Regions from separate parts of the Homo sapiens genome. Here regions 2 and 3 are each linked to region 1. Evidence: chromatin loops called from intact Hi-C (ENCODE). Cell type or tissue: PC-3. All regions are shown on one strand. Each heading gives the region's core, and the rest is flanking DNA. Links, peaks and the distances in the headings are about the cores only. Region 1 holds the start of LOC105375091 (a long non-coding RNA gene). Region 2 has its middle 39 kb from the start of GSTA2. Region 3 overlaps GSTA4 (glutathione S-transferase alpha 4).

Region 1 (6,807 bases), core at 1,001-6,000:
TGGAACATCAAACTCCCATCTTTAGAAAGAAGGAAAAAAAGGAGAGTCAGATGTCTATGAATCCCAGTCTTTCAGCATGAAAAAATGTTTGCTGAAATGACTAAATTTATAAAATAGAAAAGAAATTATTGCCTGGTATAACCTCTCAAAGGAAATAGAAATTTGTTTTTAGCTTCCTTAGTCCTTCTTTTTCCTATCAAGCTTCCTCTTACCTTGTAGCCTCTTATTTCATTTATGTTTTTGTTCCTCATCCAGATACATAATAGGTCCCTTGTATTTTTTGTGTTGATATATCTTCATGGATATTTTAGGAAGAAGTTGGGAGAGGCTGCTGCAGGCCCACTAGCCACATGCCAATTAACATGGGAATATCTCAAAGTAAATCTCATGGTGTGAAGACATTAAAGACAGTTCTGAGAAAAGTTTCTATGTAGGTCCTTTGTATAGTCTTCAATACCCCCACTGGACAGTGTGTGCAGGGTGGGTGCTGTGTTCCTCACTCTACTGCTGCTACCCTGGCTCATGTCCCTCCTCACCCTCTGACCTGGACTTCCAACCAATTCAACACTATCTCATTATCTAAGCCTACAGTTGCAAGAATATCACCTTGTCAAATTCATAAGAGAAATGAATTCAAGATGGACCTATTTCAACTCCTTCCCTCTGATGAATGTCCGCGCGTGTCCTTGGATGGGGAGGGCTGTATGGGATCCCGAACCAACCACAGCTTATTCACAGTGTTGAAAGAATGAAAGCAAGGAAAGGCCATTCTCAGGGTGCTGGGGATGGCTCCTCTAGCAAATACTCTAAGAGGTCTGGCCCTTTTAGCCTGGAGAGAGTTGACAGAACTGCTCAAGGAGCCCCACCCTTTCTACTTTAACCACTTTTTTCCCTCTCCACCACCCCAACTACCACCCTTCGCACACATAGACACGGCCTGGTATTAAAACCTGCAAGTGTACCTTCTACTAGATACCTTCCTCAGAGACACGTAGAGACTCGATCTTACCATTTCTTAACTTTTCCAAATCTTCTGCAGATTCTAGAAATTTCTCTTCAAACCGAAAGCAGAATCAGTGAATGGGCTCCTGATAGGTCATTCCATAGCATTATAGACTTTTAACCTTGAATGGCTACTGTCTGATACATAATTTGGAGAATATAAGATTTCTGAGTTTGGCAGTGCACACAGAGGGGTCTGGTCATGGCCACTTGGAAATTTAGACTAGATTCATCAAGAGAAAAGCATGGATCACAGCACATAGCACTCAATCTTTTAGTTCACTTCATCCACACCCTGATCTCTCCCATGTCCATGATTAGGTCATGATTTGGGAGGGGATGTCACTGGCGTTAAGGTATCAAGCAGTTCTTCTAGTTATGTTGTTGTCGTATCATAGGAAAGCATGTGTCTCCAGGTGAGATCAGACCGCAGGCTTTGTGTCCCTAGTGTGGGGTATGCAATGGGCTAATGACCAAAAAAGATTCTTCCACCGAGGAACCTCTGCTGTAATTTATATCACCCCACTTGTTAGGAGCCCTACTGTGCATGAGATAGGTCCTGCTATTGCACAGCTTTAACTCTTGCAACGATAATTTCCCCTCCTGGAGTAAATGGAACATGACAGAGTAGAATTCTCAATTTGAGGAAGGAATTAGGGTCCCCAGACTAATGTTATTTTTAATAAAAATCTGTGGTTTATGATATGGCTGTGTGGGTTTAATATCACTATTTTCAAGTCCTGGCTTCTTGATTTTGGACACATTGTTGAATCTCTCTGTGTCTCAGTATCCTAACCTGTGAAATGGATATACTTATGAAGCTTTTTTTAAAGATTGGTATGAAAGGCCGGGCGCAGTGGCTCACGCCTGTAATCCCAGCACTTTGGTAGGCCGAGGCAGGCGGATCCTCTAAGGTCGGGAGTTCAAGACCAGCCTGTCCAACATGGAGAAACCCCATCTCTACTAAAAATACAAAAATTAGCCAGGTGTGGTGGCGCATGCCTGTAATCCCAGCTACTCAGGAAGCTGAGACAGGAGAATGGCTTGAACCTGGGAGGTGGAGGTTGCGGTGAGCCAAGATTGCACCACTACACTCCAGCCTGGGAGACAGGGTGAGACTCTGCCTCAACAAAAAAAAAAAAAAAAAAAAAAAAAAAAAAAGATTGGTATGAAAATTAAATTTCAAAGTCATGCAAAGCACTTGGAAAAGTAGCAGGTATATAATAAATGCTCGTTAAATATATGTTTTGGGACTCTGAGAGATGGCTGCTATTTCATAGCATCCTTTTCAAAAAATTTAAATCAATCTAAAATCACTGAATGTATAGTCTCTTGTTGACCTATATCCAGTAATTTAAACTTTGAAATAAATTACACCTTGTCCTGAGAGTAGTTGGAATGGCAGCCAGCAAGGTTGTCTAAATCTGATCAGAAACTCTGAGTAGATGCAGGTATTTAATATAAATATGAAAATCAGTTATTACATAATGATGCAGTTGACTTAATAGGCAGAATCTATAAAAATAAAAGTTAAAGCAGACTCTTACAAAGATTTTCAGGATTTCACTGTTAATATGATCTGGTTCCAATCTTGGCTCTGCCTCATAATAGCTGTGTGATCTGGGAATCATCACTTAACGTCTTTAAGCATTAGTTCCCTCATCTGCAAAATGGGCATAGAACATTTTCTTAACAGAATGTTTTAATGTTTTCAAAATGCATCATACAGGGCCTGACCCACATAAATCAAGTAATAAACAGTAGCGGTGTTTGCAGTGGCTAAGTATACTTTAATAGAGTTCTTTATAGTCAAATGTCAGGAATTTGGGGGTTTCTAGCTTGCTCCATGGAACAGAGTTTGTTGTGGATCTATGATCACACAGGACCAGGATCTAGAGATCATGGTTGGGGGGTGGGGGAGGCGGGGGCAGGAAGGGTGTGCCAGAAATTAATACTGTGTCCGGTTCAGGACAAACCTAAGGAACGGTGTGTGGTCCTGGCAGGAGGGTGACCGAGGTGGTGGGACTGGCAAGTGGGATGTGCTTGTGAGGCTGAGGACTTGGTTGTGATCATCAGCCTTAGGGCACTGAGACCCCAGAAGCCTGAGCAAGGTCTGCAGTCAGCCCTGCCCCCGCCTTCAGTCAGGCTGGATGGAGGCCAGGGAGCCTGGGTTCCTCCCAGCCTTGCCCCTCCCTCCCTCCTGCTGAACTCTTCCTACCCGGGCTCTGAACACATCCCTGAGCTGCAGAGCTGACGTCTGGGTGACAGTGAAACGGGGTATTCATTTGTACCAAAACAAACAAACAAACAAACAAAACCTGGAATGACGGTGTGTGGATTTCTTGTGTGCTTATTCGTAGGATTGAGAAAGGGTGAGGCTAAGGTCCCGAGCCTTCGTGAAGCAATGGAGAAAGTGCCGTCCCAAGGCTCAGTTCCACACGGCGCTGTGAGGCTGAAGGGGCTCACTGGAAGTTCCCCTCACAGGACGCCACCTCACCTGAAACCCTCTTTTTCTGCTACCATCCAAGGGACAAGATCTCCTGAGTTGTCGAAGACTCACTCCGGAAGAAAACCCTCTCAGGCAGTTACTGAGGGACTGTGGTCTGGACTAGAACGTGTTTTTCTCAGTGACACCTCTAGAGGGCAGCACTCAACGGAGTCCCACAGACACCTCCCTGCATTTCCTCCTCAGACACTGGGTGGATGATATGGTAACACTGGGGAATGCTTGGGTGTTCTCCTGGAAGCTCCTTATTTTAATCACCTGTTTACTTGTCTCCATTCTTATAGATATGTAGGCTACCCGAGGGCAGAGACTGAGTCTGTCTTGTTCACTGTCTACCTCCAGAACCTCACACAGAATCTGGCACTTAGTAGGTGCACAACAAAATAATCATTGAATTAGTATACTGAGTCTTTAACAGGTGAGTACGCAGTTCCACTTTACATTCACTTTCTAATATTATGCCTTTTTATCCTCTTATTGTATAAATTTCTAACATGTATAAAAATAACACAAAAGTATAATGACCTTTCTTGTATTCCTCATATAGAATCAATAATTACCAATATTAGGGAAAAGAGTGAAACGCTGTAAAATATTTGAAGAGATTTATTCTGAGCCAAATGTGAGTGACCAATGGCCTGTGATACAGCCCTCAGGAGATTCTGGGAACGTGTGCTTAAGGTGGTTGGGATATAGTTTAATTTTAGGGAGACATGAGACATCAATCAAATATATAGAGATGTACATTTGTTCAGTCCAGAAAGGCAGGACAACTGGAAGTGTGGACTTCCAGATTTTGTGTAGATTATAAAATTTTCCAATTGGCAGTTGATTGAAAGAGTTATGATCTAAAGACCTGGGTGCAGGGAAAAGAAAGAGAGATCAGACTGTTACTGTGTCTATGTAGAAAGGGAAGACATAAGAGACTCCATTTTGAAAAAGACCTGTACTTTAAACAATTGCTTGCTGAGATGTTGTTAATTTGTAGCTTTGCCCCAGACACTTTGACCCAACCTGGAGCTCACAAAAACATGTGTTGTATGAAATCAAGGTTTAAGGGATCCAGGGCTGTGCAGGATGTGCCTTGTTAACAAAATGTTTACAAGCAGTATAGTTGGTAAAAGTCATCGCCATTCTCTAGTCTCAATAAACCAGAGGCACAATGTACTGTGGAAAGCCGCAGGGACCTCTGCCCTTGAAAGCGGGGTATTGTCCAAGGTTTCTCCCCACGTGATAGTCTGAAATATGGCCTCGTGGGATGAGAAAGACCTGACCGTCCCCCAGCCCGACACCCGTAAAGGGTCTGTGCTGAGGTGGATCAGTAAAAGAGGAAAGCCTCTTGCAGTTGAGATAGAGGAAGGCCACTGTCTCCTGCCTGCCCCTGGGAACTGAATGTCTCCGTATAAAACCCGATTGTACATTTGTTCAATTCTGAGATAGGAGAAAAACCGCCCTATGGTGGGAGGCAAGACATGTTTGCAGTAATGCTGCTTTGTTATTCTTTACTCCACTGAGATGTTTGGGTGGAGAGAAACATAAATCTGGCTTACGTGCACGTCCAGTCATAGTACCTTCCCTTGAACTTAATTATGACATAGATTCTTTTGCTCACATGTTTTTTGCTGACCTTCTCCTTATTATCACCCTGCTCTCCTGCTACATTCCTTTTTTGCTGAAATAATGAAAATAATAATCAATAAAAACTGAGGGAACTCAGAGGCCGGTGCCGGTGCAGGTCCTTGGTGTGCTGAGTGCCGGTCCCCTGGGCCCACTGTCGTTTCTCTATACTTTGTCTCTGTGTCTTATTTCTTTTCTCAGTCTCTCGTCCCACCCGACTAGAAATACCCACAGGTGTGGAGGAGCAGGCCACCCCTTCACCTGGGATCAATAGAAAGGAATATCTGGGTTAGGGTAATAAGGGGGTGTGGAGACCAAAGTTTTATCATGCAGATGAAGCATCCAGGTAGCAGGCTTCAGAGAAAATAAATTGTATTAGGTTGGTACAAAAGTAATTGTGGTTTTTGCCATTGAAAGTAATGTTTCTTATCAGACTTAGAGTCTGTTCTATCAGTAATTCCAAAAGAGAGGAGGGCATGTCCAACTTCCCACTTCCCATCATGGCCTAAATTGGTTTTTCAGGTTAGCTTAGTAATGCCCTTGCTGAGAAGAGGGTCCATTCAGATGGTCGGGGCTGGGTAAGAGGCTTAGAATTTTATATTTGGTTTATACCAGCTAAAGCCAATGTGTTTTCATCTACATGCCCACCCACTTTCTTCTTGTAATAATGTGAGGAAATCCCAGATATCATATATTTTATTCTTAGATACCTCAATGTGTTTCCCTAAAACAGAAGAACGATTTTAAATATAGCCATAGTACATTATCACACATGAAACATTAACAATAATTTTTTCATGACATCAAATATTCAATCAATATGTATGCTTCTAACTGTTATACAAATGCCATAAATTATTTTTTAGAGTTTGTTTAAATCCAAGTTCAGTTAAAGTCCACACATTCTGATTAGTTTGTTTCTTAAATGTACCTTAATGTTTATGCCCTTAGATGAGAAGATATTTTAACAATTTATTAGATCAAATTCATCATCTCTTTCTTAATAACTGCCAATTTTCTTTAAGGTACAACACTTGACAAGTCATTTAGTAAGAAACATCTCATAGTTTCTGAGGGAAAAGTATCTGGTAAGGTCAATTTTAGATCCAACTTAAGATGACCTCTCAGGACCTACCCGTACTCCAGATGCAGCTAGGAGCGACTGGATGGACTCCATTCTGCCCTGTCCATTGTGGTAGTAGAGCTTGGGTTTCCCACCATGATAGCAGACTCCTGGAGTTTTCTCTAAGCATGAATGAAAGAATGAATGAATGAACAAATAATTGAAGCCATAGAATCAAAAATGTTCATTAGGATGTATTGTTGAAAACCACCAACAATACTGAAGAAGAATCTGCCTTCTTCATGACTGGGTTGGAGGAGTTCCTGGAATGTTTTCTTGGCCCAAATTGTTATCCATCGGTGGCCACCCTCAGATTCTAGCAAACCAGTCTCACGTGCCCATTGGTTAAATGTAACCATTCTCGCCATGTTAAGAAGTGAGAGTTTGTGGTAATAATGCACATATGGAAGGTAGTGGGAAGAGGAAGAATTCAAGAACCAATATTTATTAAAAACATCCTGGTGACACTTCCCCAATGCTAGTCCCTTTTAATATGTTATATCTTTAATCCTCCAAAGTCCCATGAAATGACTATTATTATTATTATTTTATTTTTATT
Region 2 (6,807 bases), core at 824-5,823, 160 kb before region 1:
TATAGTCTGATATGGTTTAGCTCTGTCCCCACCCAAATCTTAAATTGTAGCTCCCATAATTCCCACATGTTGTGGGAAGGACCCGCTGGGAGATAACTGAATCACGGGAGCATTTTTCTCATACTGTTCTCGTGGTAGTGAATACGTCTCACGAAATCTGATGGTTTTATAAAGGGAAACCCCTTTCACTTGGTTCCCATTCTCTCTTGACTGCTGCAGCGTAAGACATGCCTTTAGCCTTCCTCCCTGATTGTGAGGCCTTCCCAGGCATGTGGAACTGTGAGTCTATTAAACCTTTTTCCTCTATAAATTATCCAGGCTTGGGTGTGTCTTTTAATTAGCAGCCTGAGAACAGTCTAATACATAGTCCCTGCTTAATTTTCTTCACATCCCAATCATAGGCTATAATTATTGAGATATTTATCACTCTTTCTTTTTTGTTTGTAGTCTGTCTCCTCCCACTACAATGTGAATTCCTTGAGGTCAAAGGCCTTTGTCCCATCTTGTTCAGCACTGTATCTCTGTCCTAGTGCAACATTTTATAGATTAGAACTAAAAAAATTATTTGCTGAATCAATGGATAAATGGAAAAGGCTCTTGCTAGTGATTCTGAAGACCTGGGTTCTAGGCTGATTCTACCATTGATCAGCTTTGTGTCCTTAGATAAATCTCAACCTCTCTGAACCCCAGTGCTTTCATCTGTAAACTAAAGGGGAGAACTAGAGGTGTTGAGTTTTGATGCTTGATTCTTCCTTCTTTGTTTCCTTACAATACCAGAACAACCAGTATTGAGGGCAACCTTAGAAGAAAGCATGCATGGGTCTTGAGGTAGAACAATAGGCTGAGGATGTATAATAACAGAATTTTAACCAGCTTCAGTGCATCCTCATCTCAGATGCATGAGTCCTGGCTTTCACCTACAATACGTAATAGCCACCTTCCTACTGTGTGAGAGCTGCTTCTCCACCACTACTGCCATCCTCTTCCATATCTTCCCCAATATTAGAATGACAAAACTATCACTTGAGGACGTGGGAGCAGCATGGAAAGAAACACAGATCTACAAAGACCCCTTGTTGGAATGTCCAGTATTTGTGAAGGTGTCATGATGGAGAAGAAGTTGATACAGACTGGCAGAGAGCAGTGGGGAGAACATTTCAAGATAAGGAGTGGAGTGCAATGAGTGGAATAGTGGTCATGCCATTCTGGAGGCACATCCAAGTTGCCCTGCTAAATACTGTGTTCACTACCCAATGTCAGCCTCGGTAATCTTTTCATAGCTTTCTTCACAGGACTGTGCTATGGAGGCAGGAGGGCTGTCCTTAATAACTTGTTATTTATTTCAAGAAAATCCTGGCCTTTTGACATGAAGCAGGACTGGGTGGGATCCATGTGACAACATGTTGGCAAAGAAGATATATAAATCATGAAACTAAGAAAAAATGAGCCACAGGAAAATCTGAGCACTAGTGCTTGGTGAAGGGTGGGAGACTGCGGCAGAAAGTTGCTGATGGAAAGGGAGCTTGGCCTGGTATTTGCAGTATAAAAGTTAAAGATAGACTGAGAAAAGACCTTGAAACTCATAGAACTAAGATGATTAGTTCATTGATTAAGAAATTAAAATTTGGCCGGGCGTGGTGGCTCATGCTTACAATCCCAGTACTTTGGGAGGCTGAGGCTGGAGGATCACGAGGTCAGGAGATCGAGACCATCCTGGCTAACACGGTGAAACCCCGTCTCTACTAAAAATACAAAAAATTAGCCGGGCGTGGTAGCGGGCGCCTGTAGTCCCAGGTACCCGGGAGGCTGAGGCAGGAGAGTGGCGAGAACCTGGGAGGCGGAGCTTGCAGTGAGCCGAGATTGTGCCACTGCACTCCAGCCTGGGCGACAGAGCGAGACTCCATCTCAAAGGAAAAAAAAAAAAGAATTTAAAATTCAAGACTTTGAGAGAGGAAGTAGAGCTAGAATGCAGACTACTCAAGTTTTGGACGTGAAAAGAAAGAAGGAAATAGCAAAAGGGAAAACTAGCCAAGGATAAAGAACTTTAAAAATTTGTTGTGGAGTGTTTCTTGGTTTCTTCTGAGGAGTGTGGGTGCATGGCTAAGAAGGTTAGGACAGTGGAGGCCTGGGCCTGTTTCTAAGCAGAAGGAAGCCTTCCAAAGGACAGAGGCAGCTGAAGAGACCAGCTGGAGAGCAGAAGGATTGTACAGCTTGCTTATGTACATAATAGATTTGTGATTGTTTATTTGCATCTATTGGTTTTATTACTGTATTAGGGGATATAATTGATACTTTAAAATATATGTGTATTTTATATAATGTATTATATGCAATATATTATATATATATGAAATATTGAGACCAGCCTGGCCAACATGGCAAAACCCCATCTCTACTAAAAATACAAAAAATTAGCTGGGCGTGGTGGTGGGCGCCTGTAATCCCAGCTACTTGGGAGGCTGAGGCAGGAGAATCACTTGAACCTGGGAGAAGGAGGTTGCAGTGAGCTGAGATCAGGCCACTGCACTCCAGTCTGGGCGACAAGAGCGAGACACTGTCTCAAAAAAAAAACAAAGTGTACAGAGTTAAGTGTACAACTGGATAAGTTTTTCAGTTTTGTTTTTGTTTTTGAGACGAGACTCGCTCTGTTGCCTCCAGGCTGGAATGCAGTGGTGTGACCTCAGCTCACTACAACCTCCACCTCCTGAGTCCAAGTGATTCTCATGCCTCAGCCTCCCAAGTAGCTGGGACTACAGGAGTGTGCCACCACACCCAGCTAATTTTTGTATTTTTAGTAGAAATGGGGTTTTACCATGTTGGCCAGGCTGGTCTTGAACTCCTGGCCTCAAGTGATCCGTCTGCTTTGGCTTCCCAAAGTGCTAGGATTACAGGAGTGAGCCACCACACCCAGCCTCAATTGGATAAGTTTTAACACACATATACACCTATGAGACTATCATCATAATCATGATACTGAACTTATTCACATCCTCATGCCCTTTGGAAATCCCTTTCTTCTGCCTGGCCCCATACCACTCATCTGCTTTTTGTCACAATGAGTTAGTTTGCATTTTCTAGAAGTTTATATAATTAGAAGCATACAGCAGGTATTTTGTTTGTTTGGTGTCTTTCACACAGCACAATTATTTCAAAATTCATCTGTGCTTTTTTATGTATTCATTCCTTTTTTTATTGCAAAGTAGTTGAATTCTTTTCCTGTGGCCACTCTAACAAATTACCACAAACTAGGTGGCTTAGACAGCAGAAATTATTCTTGCACATGTCTAGAGGCTAGAAGTCCAGAATCCAGAGGTCAGCAAAGCTGGTTCTTTCTGGAAGCTCTAAGGGAGAATCTGTTCCCAGCCTCTCTCTTGGTTTCTGGTGGCTGCCAGCAATCTTTGGTGTTTCTTGGCTTGTAGCTGCATCGTTAGATTCTGCGTCATAGAAATGGACAGTGGAAAAGGAAATACAGAGAGACTCATGGATTAAGGTGAAGAGGATGAGGGAATAAGAAAGACAAAATGGAATAAATTGGAAGGGGTTAAAAGGAAGTGAGGAGAACTTTGCACCTCTGCCTTTCAGTCAGCATTTTTTAGTTGTTCTTTTGGCAATTTACTCCAACTTGGATTTAAAATTTATGAGAAAAAAAGTCTCTGTTCCAGCAAAGGGATTGCCCAACCTACTGTGTCAGTCTAACGCTGACTCCATGACTGAGCACCAGATGGCGCACTGCCCAGAGCCAAGGGACCTCCCTGGTGGCTGTAAAGAGTTCAGTGCACAGACTCAGCCACTCTTAGGTGACTTTCCACAATTGCAAATGAAACTGAGCTCAGCCTACTCAACCTTCCCTTCCTCTTTTAGATCACTGAGAAAGTCTACTGTCCCAACCATATGCCCTTTTTCGGAGCAAAATTTCTCAAAACGGCTGCCGGTAGCTGCTGTCTCCTCTACCTCACGTCCCATTTTCTCCTCAACCCACTCCAGTCAGGCTTGTGTCCCCATCTTCTCTCCTCGGGTCAGCAGTAGCCTCCGTGGTACCAAATTCAATGTCCACTCTTCCATCCTCTTGCCGGACTGTTGGCCTCATGATGCCACACTTTCTTGGACTTCCTTCTACTTCACTGACCCCTCCTCTTCAGACGCCTTCGCTGGCTCCACCCAGCCTTCTCTTCTCCAACTGCTATCTCCCCCGAGGCGATGTCCTCAGCCCTTCTCTATCATCAGAGGTGTAACTTCCAATACTAGGTCATAAAAGACATTGTAGTTTCCCTCTTGCTTACATACTCCAGGGGAAGTTAGCTGCCATGTCCTGAGGACACTCAAGCAGTCCTACACAGAAGCAGGCATGCCAAAGAAGTGAGATGTATTGCCAACTTTCAGAGAGGAACTGAGGCCTCTGCCAACAGCCATGTGAGTGAGCCATCATGGAAACAGATCCCAGTCAAGCCCTCAGCTGACACAGCCTGTTAGTGACTTGATTGCAGCGTCCTGAGAAATGCTGATTCAGAACCACCCGGCTAAGCTGCTCCCAGATTCCTGACCTTCAGAAATTGTGTGAGATAATAAATATTTATTGCTTTAAGTCCCTAAACTTCGGGGTGAGTTGGTATATAACAATTGATAACTAATACACCCATGCTGGCCTCATCTTTCAATACTTCCTCGCCTTGCTCCCACAACACTAGTGTACCTAAAACACACCCAACTTGTTCCTGACCAACACCCTGTCTCATTGTTCCCTCTGACTAAGACCCTCGCTCACTGGATCTTCTGGTTCCTGTCATTCAGGACTTAGTCTTTCCTGGCATTCTCTGTGCCTAAAACAATTCAGGGAACAAAGTAGGTGCTCTATAAACTTTTATTGAATAGAACTATGAATAAAATACTTTAAACAGTATTTATTGGAACCATAATCCTTGAGAAGATTTTGTCAATTTCTGAGGTTAAAGTCTAATTTTTCTGCTAGGTATACTTAGCTGCCCTGTTGACTTAGAATGTTGCAACTGTATTCAAAGTTTCAAAGGACAAATATATTGAAACAGCTGCTGTGTGCAGAGGGAAGGTGAGTAAAGATTGGAGAAAGGTAGGAGGCAAGGCAGAGCAAAGTCAACACAGATTAAATTTGTGCTGACTCACAGCTGCCTCATCTAAGCAGCTCTAATTGGCAGAATGTTGCTAAAACATATTTGTTCTTCAAGAATATCCCAGAAAACTGGCAAGTCAGTATACCTAATGGCTCAAATATTGACCCAATTCCCCCAGTGCAGAGAAATTAATATCCACTTCAGTTATACACACACACACACACATATATATATAAACTCACTATTAAAATGGCGGATGGTGTAAGTATTAAATACCAAATGTTAATTACTTCTTAACAAAAATCTTCATACTTTTATGTCACAGACTACCCAGGAGTGATAGTCAGAATGTTTAACATCTGGTATGGTAAATATAATATATAAATCTGTATATATACCCAAAATTAAAAATAAATTTCCCTTTATTTTCTAGCTATGCTAAACTATATATAGCATAAAATGGATAACACTTTATAGCAAATCAGTAATAAATTATTGTCATAATGTCCAGTCATTTATAAACTGACCGTGTCTTCAGGGCTACTTAGGTTGACAGTGGATCTCTCTCTATGAAAGCCATCAGCTCCTGTTGGTGCAGACTTTTCCTGCAGCTGTGACTCTCAGTGTTTTCCTAGATCCCTGAACTGCTTTCTGCTCTTGTCTCAATGAAGGCCAGGGAAAGGAGAGCCCCAGAGTGCTTCATCATCCGTTGTAGTAGTTTAACCCTTCCCCAGTTTGTAAATAGGTGATATGGTTTGGCTGTGTCCCCACCGAATTCTCAGCTTGACTTGTAGTTCTCATAATCCGCATGTGTCATGGGAGGGACCATGTGGAGATAATTGGATCATGGGGGCAGTTTCCCCCATTCTGTTATGATAGTGAGTTAGTTCTCACAAGACCTGATGGTTTTATAAGGGGCTTCCCCATTCTCTGGGCATTCATTCTCTCCCTTGCTGCCCGTAAAGAGGTGCCTTCTACCGTGATTGTAAGTTTCCTGAGGCCTGTCCAGCCATGTGAAACTGTGAGTCAATTAAACCTCTTTCCTTTATAAATTACCTAGTCTTGGGTATTTCTTCGTAGCAGCATGAGGTCAGACTAATACAATAGGTATTTCATTAAACTTTCTTCAGCCACTCTTTTTGTTTGTTTGGTTGGTTTTTTTTGAGATGGAGTCTCGCTCTGTCACCCACGCTGGAGTGCAGTGGCACAATCTTGGTTCATTGCAACCTCCACCTCCTGGCTCAAGCGATTCTCTTGCCTCCGCCTCCAGAATAGCTGAGACTAGAGGTGTGCGGCACCATGCCGGGTAATTTTTGTATTTTTAGTAGAGACAGGGTTTTGCCTCGTTGGTCAGGCTGATCTCAAACTCCTAACCTCAACTTATTCACTCGCCTCAGCCTCCCAAAGTGCTGGGATTACAGGCATGAGCGACTGCACCTGGCCTCTTCAGCCACTCTTTTTGAGTGGTCATTTTGCCACCTGCAGGAACTTCTTTAATACAAATTTACATATTGACTCGTAATTCTTTATATGCAAATCTTTTTCCTTGGGGTTAATTATGCACCCCTCAAAGGCTAGGATTATTATACCTTATTCATCTTGTATTCCCAGCAGCAACCATTGTGAGGTAAATCTTACAAGGTTCACTTCAGGATGATAATAATAATAATAAATTATAAAATATCTCTTGTAAACTGGGGAAGGCTGGGTATGATCAGGTTGA
Region 3 (6,807 bases), core at 596-5,595, 96 kb after region 1:
GCAAATACAAAAGCCCCTACTGGTTATTGTCTGTTGCAGCCCCTGTCCCGAGGGATTCACTTTCTGCTCTGTTCCATCCCCTAGGGAGGTTGGCCCCTGCAGAACTGCTTCGGCCAGGTGAGGACAGGAGGAGAGTCAGAGTCAAGTGTTTCTTCAAGCACTCAATCTGCCAAAACCTCTCTGAAAGTGTGGCTTTATTCTGGGTCCCTTGGCACTTCTGTCCTAGACACCAGGGTCCCAAGCTGTCCATTTTTCCTCTTTTGTTCCTGACACTGAAGCCTCTGCAACTGCCCCATTTAGGCATGGCTGTGCACTTTAACCCCGTTGGTTCACGTGTCGTGGCTTTTACTCAGTGAACCTCTTGTCTTCCTTCTGCTCTTTCTTGCACCCTGTCTCACTCATGCTGACTTTGGGTTTAGCCTTGAATGCTCAGCATGTTGATATTTTTTGAGGATAAACGATCCTGTCCCTGACTTCCTACTCTATTATCAAAGTCTCATAACTCATGAAAATTGTGGGGGGTAATGGTGATGGTGGTGGTTGGAGGTTTGAGACTAAAGGGTGGGAGCCTGCACCAAAAAAGGAAATGATGAAACTGGGGTAATGCCACCTGAGGCAGAACAGGGTAGGAGGGTGCTGGTTTCCAATATGGAAAGCGAATTGCACAATTTAAGGTCATGCAACCATGAACACGAGAAACATGGGAACCTCTTTTTGTTGGAGAGGGCCTGGTCTCTTGTTTTTATTTCTCTAATCCTTTAATTCAATGCAGAAGCCAAACTTCCTCCCTGGTTTTTTCCTCAAAGAACCAGATTCAGGGGCCCTCTTGTGTCTAAGAGAATTAAAACCCAAGCAGCAAGTACTTGCAAAATGGTTTAAGGTCTATATAGCCAGCCCTTGATTAAAAGTATCAGGCAGTGGCACTGGGTAGTAAAAATAGCAACACAGTAATATAAACTAGCCCAAATTTGCTGCCATCCCACAAAACTCAGTACAGGTTGAGTATCCCTTATCCGAAATGCTTGGGACCAGAAGTGTTTCTGACTTCAGAACATTTTTGGACTTTGGAATATTTGCATTATATTTACTGGCTGAGTATCCCAAACCAAAAAATCCCAAATCCAAAATACTCCAATGAAGATTTCCTTTGAGCTCCATGTCGGCACTCAGTTTCGGATTTTAAAGCATTTTGAATTTCTGAGCATTTCGGATTTCAGATTTGGGCTGCTCCACCTGTAATACAGACCCCTGAGGATTGTCAAGTCAACTGTTTGTTCTCATGTATAGTCTCTAAATGTGTGTAAAATGTTTATCTTCCCTGAAGAGTTTAGAGGGAAGTTTGAGGGGAACCACCCTTAGGTTGGATGATTCATGATTCATTCGAAGGACAATACCCATGGTGTATTGTCAACTGGAGAAGTTTACCCAAGCCTTGGAGCCTAGGTTTTTTACTGGGGGGTCCATCAGGTAGGCCTGGCTGACTGCCCAACAGGTGATCTGTTTTCACTCCCTCCAGAGTTGAGCTGATACCACGTGAACCAGAGCTCTCACCCAGTATCACATTGCTGGTGTGGCTCAAAGCTCTCACCCTAAATCACATTGTTACTAGCTGGGTGGCCCAAGACCCCCAGGCAAACAAAGACACTCCTGTCAGGTCTAGCATTCAAAGGACTTAGAGACTGCCTTCCAGAAGCAAAGGCCACACCTCTGTTGGGGCAGGGTGAAAGTCTTTACTACACACTTCCCATTTTCTTTTTTTATTATTGGCTACTGCACTCAGGGGCCTGGCCAGGGCTGGGCCTCTTTCTCAGAACAGCAGCCTAGGTCAGCACTGTTCCTCAGGCCTGCCTCGGGGCTGCCCCTGCCACCAGGCTTTTGCTCTTGCAGGAATTTTAAATATCAGGGTGATAACAGAGTGCTCACATTATGTAAATATGAAGGCAAATCACTGCCTTGATGTTTGCGCTTGATTTTCCTCTGACGAAAACAGTATTGATTGCATCAGACAATGATCACCTCCCACTTGTCTTTTCTTCTTTTGTTTCCACTGAGCAAAAAATCCCTTCTGTAGCGAGATAAATGAGTGAGACTCTCATCAAAAACTTGCCTTTCCTTAGTTTTAAAATTTCTGAGTAGTAGATACTCCAAAAGCGGCAATTCTTTCCTTTTTAAAATTACTTCTGCTGTTTACATGTGTGTCTCCCCCTACCCTATGCTGAATTCTTCTAAAGCAGGGGCTTTGCTCTACGATTCTGCCTCCTGGCAGTCTGCCTGGCATGTAATAGGTGCTTGATTAGTATTTTTTTTTTTTTTTTGAGATAAGGTCTCAATCTGTCGCCCAGGCTGGAGTGCAGTGGCATGATCTCAGCTCACTGCAGCCTCCGCCTCCCAGGTTCAAGCAATTCTCCCACCTCAGGCTCCCAAGTAGCTGGGATTACAGGGGTGCGCCACCACGCCGAGCTACTTTTTGCAGTTTTAGTAGAGATGAGGTTTCACCATTTTGGCCAGGCTGGTCTCAAACTCCTGACCTCAGGTGATCTACAACTCCTGACCTCAGGTGATCTACCCACCTTGGCCTCCTAAAGTGCTGGGAGACCCTGAGCCCAGTTGATGCTTGATGAGTATTTGAGACGTGAATCAACACCAGTTTAACAGCAGCATTATATTAACAGACCATACTTTTAGTTCTGAAATGCAAAAAATTAGAAGCCTACAAATAACCATTTTGGGTAGTAAGAAGATAAAAATAATATATATTTGCATTTTCTTATACATGTGTCAGATGTAACTGGAAGGGTACACAAATAGTAACTGCATTTGCCTGTGAGAAGCAGGATTCGGTTGCGGGGAAGCAGGGTTGAAAAGACTTCCAAGACTGTAGACCCTTTTATACTTTTTTGATTTTTGAACCGTGCAAATGTATTCTATATTTGAAAAAAACTAATTAAAAAATTCTCACAACAAGACAATGAGCAATGACTCATAAATTCTTTATTTTGGCTAATACTGATTGCATTCATTACTACCATTTTATTTATTACAGCTCAGAGGAGAGTCATTTACTAGACATTCGGTTGTTATTAAACACTAAAAATTAGGCAGAGACTGGAGGGGATAAGGATAAGAGAACAGGATAAGGAGAGCAGAAAGACGCTCAGGAGAGTAGAAAGACACTCAGGAGAGAACAAGAGATCCTGCCCATTCTTATTATGAGGATGAACTGGCTACAGGACATGAGTAGCCCAATCAGATCTAACTTAAATACCAGCCTCTCCAAAAAAGTTTTCCAATAAAGATCCCCTAACAATTATTTACTGGACAAAAAAGGTTGATATTTCTAGAAGAGATGATCTCGTTGACACAAAAGACCCAACTTAGGACCCAACTTAATACATAGATAGCACCATGACAGAGCTGGGATCCATTAAGACATGACTGTAGACAATACCATCTCTAGGAACACACTGTCACTCACACATGGATGTGTTGTTTTATGGCCTAAAGATGTTGTAGACGGTTCTCACATAAATTTCATCAGGGGGAGGCTTCTTCTTGCTGCCAGGTTCAAGGAATCTCTTAATTGTAGGGATATTACTTAGTTTCACTGTGTATTCCTGAAAAAGGAAAACCAAAACTTTAAGGCTAACAAAAAAGGTATTAGATACTACGAAGATATGGTTATGCAAAATGGCCCACCAAAATTTGTTCAATAAATACTTGTTGAAGAGTTCCAAGCAGAAATGAAATTTAGCATTTGTTTAGCAGGGGTGTCCAATCTTTTGGCTTCACTGGGCCACACATAAAATACACTAACACTAAAGGTAGCTAATGAGCTGAAAAAAAAACCTCAAAATATCTCATAATGTTATAAGAAAGTTTATGAATTTATGTTAGGCCACATTCAAAGTTGTCCTGAGCCACATGCAGCCCGCGGGCTGTGGGTTGGACAAGGCTAGGTTAAGATCTGATCTCTATGATTATTTACAATCTCTGTCATCAATCACCGGTATCAAGATCAGAGTTTACACAAATCTCCAGGTTCACAAAAAGGTAAGCACTCTTTACAGAAATGGCAAAAGTAAAAACATACTCAAAATAGAATTATGACACTTAAGGTGAAAAAAAAGGAAGGGGAAAACTCACTGAAAACACCTCCAGTGTATTGTTTTGTATTGTTTTTTAACAGTAGTCAATTTGAAGCAGTGGGAGTGGGGAAGGAACAAAGAAATCTGTAACTGGTTGTGATCAATTAGCTGTAAACACCACTCGGACTAGCCACCTGAAGTGCACTGATCTGCTGGGAGAAAATGCATGAGCCACTTAAGTAAAGGTGCTTTAAAAAGTCACTAGATGGTACAATTTATATCTTAAGATTCAGCTTCTTCAGAGTTTTTACTCCTATCAGTAAGTGAATCCTCTTTCTGGCTATGTGCAGGAAATAGCCAGTTGCATTTTTTTCATAGCCTCTGGCTCAGATACCAGATATTTATATAAACTGGAATGGAAGAAAAACATTGTATTTTTCATTCACAGAATCAAATCTTACCAATTCTCAGTAACTGAGAAGAAAAGCCCATTTGATCTAATGAAAAATCTGAACTATATGAAGAAGCATATGCTCATCATATATAATTATTCTAATAAAACCTTTTAAAGATATTTAAATAAAACCATTTATTTAAAAGTGAAGAGGTCATTTTAAATAGCTACTATTTATTAATTGCCTATTATGTGCAAGGCACAGCCTTAATTAAGCACACACACAAACATACATACGTCACTAATAGTAACAAAAACCCTAATAATGATGCCAATTAATTATATATAAATATGACAATTTTCTCTTTTCATTACGTACTTAAGCTCTACTTGTATGATTTTAAATATTATACCAAAATTTAGAATCTTGTTCCAAATGATGTATTGTTTCAAGATTTATCTGGGGTTCATAGTTATCAAAGTATAGTAAAATTTTTGTGACTTTTTAAATCCATTAATCAACACAGGAATAACCCTTTAAATTCAACACAGATCTGGTGTCCGATTCTGAAGTTTTAAAATATTGATGCTCAATCTGATCACAGATTAAAACTGTATTTACGCAGATAATGCTTGGGGCTTAAAAAAGGGTTGTTATTATAGTATCATCAATGTAAAATACCAATAGGTCCTGGTGCTACAGTTTACCAAAAAACCTTGATCTCTATCATTTACCCTAGACTTTTAAAATCTTTTGTGTCCATTCAATGAAAAGTACTTTACTGCCTGTGAGGTGTGTGTCTATGTGTACACAAGCATGTATATATATGCATGCCTGGAAAGATTTCACTTTGTTTTTTTTTTTGAGACACAGTTTTGCTCTGTCACCCAGGCTGCAGTGCAGTGGCATGATCTCGGCTCACTGCAACCTCCACCTCCCCAGTTCAAGTGATTCTCCTGCCTCAGCCTCCGAGTAGCTGGGATTACAGGCACATGCCACCATGCTCAGCTAATTGTTTTATTTTTAGTAGAGATGGGGTTTCACCATGTTGGCCAGACTGGTCTTGAACTCCTGACCTTAAGTGATCCACCCACTTCAGCCACCCAAAGTGCTGGGATTACAGGTGTGAGCCACTGCGCCCGGCCTAGATTTCACCTTTAATAAGCTTAGCATTCTACCTACTTCTGGGTTCAGCATCCCACCTATTTGGGGCCAAAGGTACTTCTAGTACTTCTAAATGTGTTTCTCAGAAACCACACAGTCTAGTGGAAAGAGTACAGACTTAGATCCCTGACTCCCCTGTGGCTCCCAACTCAGTCATCCACAGTCTTGCAACTATGCAGAATGTAATGTTTCCAAGCTGGTAATTTTCATCTGTAAAATGGAGATAGTGAAGCCCATCTCCTAGGGTTATTGGGGTGGGGTTGACGGGACAGATGAGCAAATGCATGTAAGTGCCTAGCAGACTGACTGGAATGAAGCTGGCACTCAACAAGTTGCAGATCCCTTCCTCTAATTTCCCTTCTCTGCTAAACAAGTAACTTTTTTAACAGTGCAAAAGAATACTTCAGGTGAAAAGTATCCTAAGTTCTGAATGAATAAAATCAAATTAAGGAAAGTCAATCTCTGTGTCTGCAAAAGTAAATGAAAAAAAAATTGAAAAAAAAATATAAACTATAACATAAATGATATGGTGGTTTATTGCCTTGTTGAAGATTTTTATTCTCATTTTCTGGGTGTACTTATTGAACTGGTGGTAATTGCTCTCATTAGTATATCAAAATATTTAATAGACTTGGCAAAAAATTGTTTTAAGTATGTGTGTTACTCTTTGGAGAGTTAGTGTATCTCTCTTGGCTTTTGATAACTTGGTCAAACATATAGCAATTTGGTCTGTATCCAGGCTGTTTCAGGGATTGGCAAGCTTTTTCCATAAAGGACCAGTCAGCAAATATTTTAAGTTCTGCAGGCCATATGGTCTCTATCAGATCTACTCAACTCTGCTGTAGAAAAACAAAAGTAACCTTGACATTGTGTAAATGAGTGGGCATGGCTTTGTACCAATGAAATTTATGAATACTAGAATTTGAATTTCATATAATTTTTATGTGTCATGAAATATTATTCCACAGATTTTTTTCAACCATTTAAAAATGTAAAAATTATTCTTAACTCACAAGCTGTATAAAAACAGGTGGCAGGCCAGGTTTGGCCCAGGAGTTACAGTCTGCACATTAGACTTGGAGATAAAAGGCTAAGGTTCTAGATAAAACTCAAGCATCCACTGCCTAAGCCAGCTTGGCTGCTGATTTCTTTATTCTGGGTCT

Evidence for each region. Hi-C counts contacts between places; a loop is a spot of excess contacts. Peaks named below come from ENCODE experiments on the same cell type or tissue, not always from the same donor. Only the 100,000 strongest peaks of a DNase experiment are listed, where the experiment ranks them.
Region 2: it touches region 1 in a loop (1.9-fold over the local background); 3 of 110 quality-filtered maps call a loop at or near these places.
Region 3: it touches region 1 in a loop (4-fold over the local background); 14 of 110 quality-filtered maps call a loop at or near these places.

What each region holds. Positions count from the first base shown.
Region 1 is chr6:52,878,880-52,885,686 of GRCh38, forward strand. LOC105375091 (a long non-coding RNA gene) reads left to right here and starts at 3,786. Exons shown (of 4, transcript XR_926877.2): 1 at 3,786-3,926. It also overlaps the pseudogene GSTA10P. In PC-3, for the core only: a CTCF peak has its summit at 3,645 (motif pointing right); a DNase peak (open chromatin) is centred at 3,642; H3K4me3 peaks cover 762 bases.
Region 2 is chr6:52,720,890-52,727,696 of GRCh38, forward strand. No RefSeq gene overlaps it. Among named protein-coding and RNA genes, the nearest start is that of GSTA2, 39 kb to the right of the region's middle. RefSeq lists silencers at 1,554-1,668, 3,717-3,766. In PC-3, for the core only: a CTCF peak has its summit at 3,726 (motif pointing right); DNase peaks (open chromatin) are centred at 3,722, 4,742 and 5,092; H3K4me3 peaks cover 1,046 bases; H3K27ac peaks cover 2,126 bases.
Region 3 is chr6:52,974,979-52,981,785 of GRCh38, forward strand. It overlaps GSTA4 (glutathione S-transferase alpha 4), which reads right to left. Exons shown (of 7, transcript NM_001512.4): 7 at 2,975-3,614. The coding sequence ends at 3,492. Among named protein-coding and RNA genes, the nearest start is that of GSTA4, 17 kb to the right of the region's middle. RefSeq lists enhancers at 1,225-2,100, 1,494-1,553, 1,664-1,773, 2,101-2,974. In PC-3, for the core only: no CTCF peak of the experiment used is centred there; no DNase peak of the experiment used is centred there.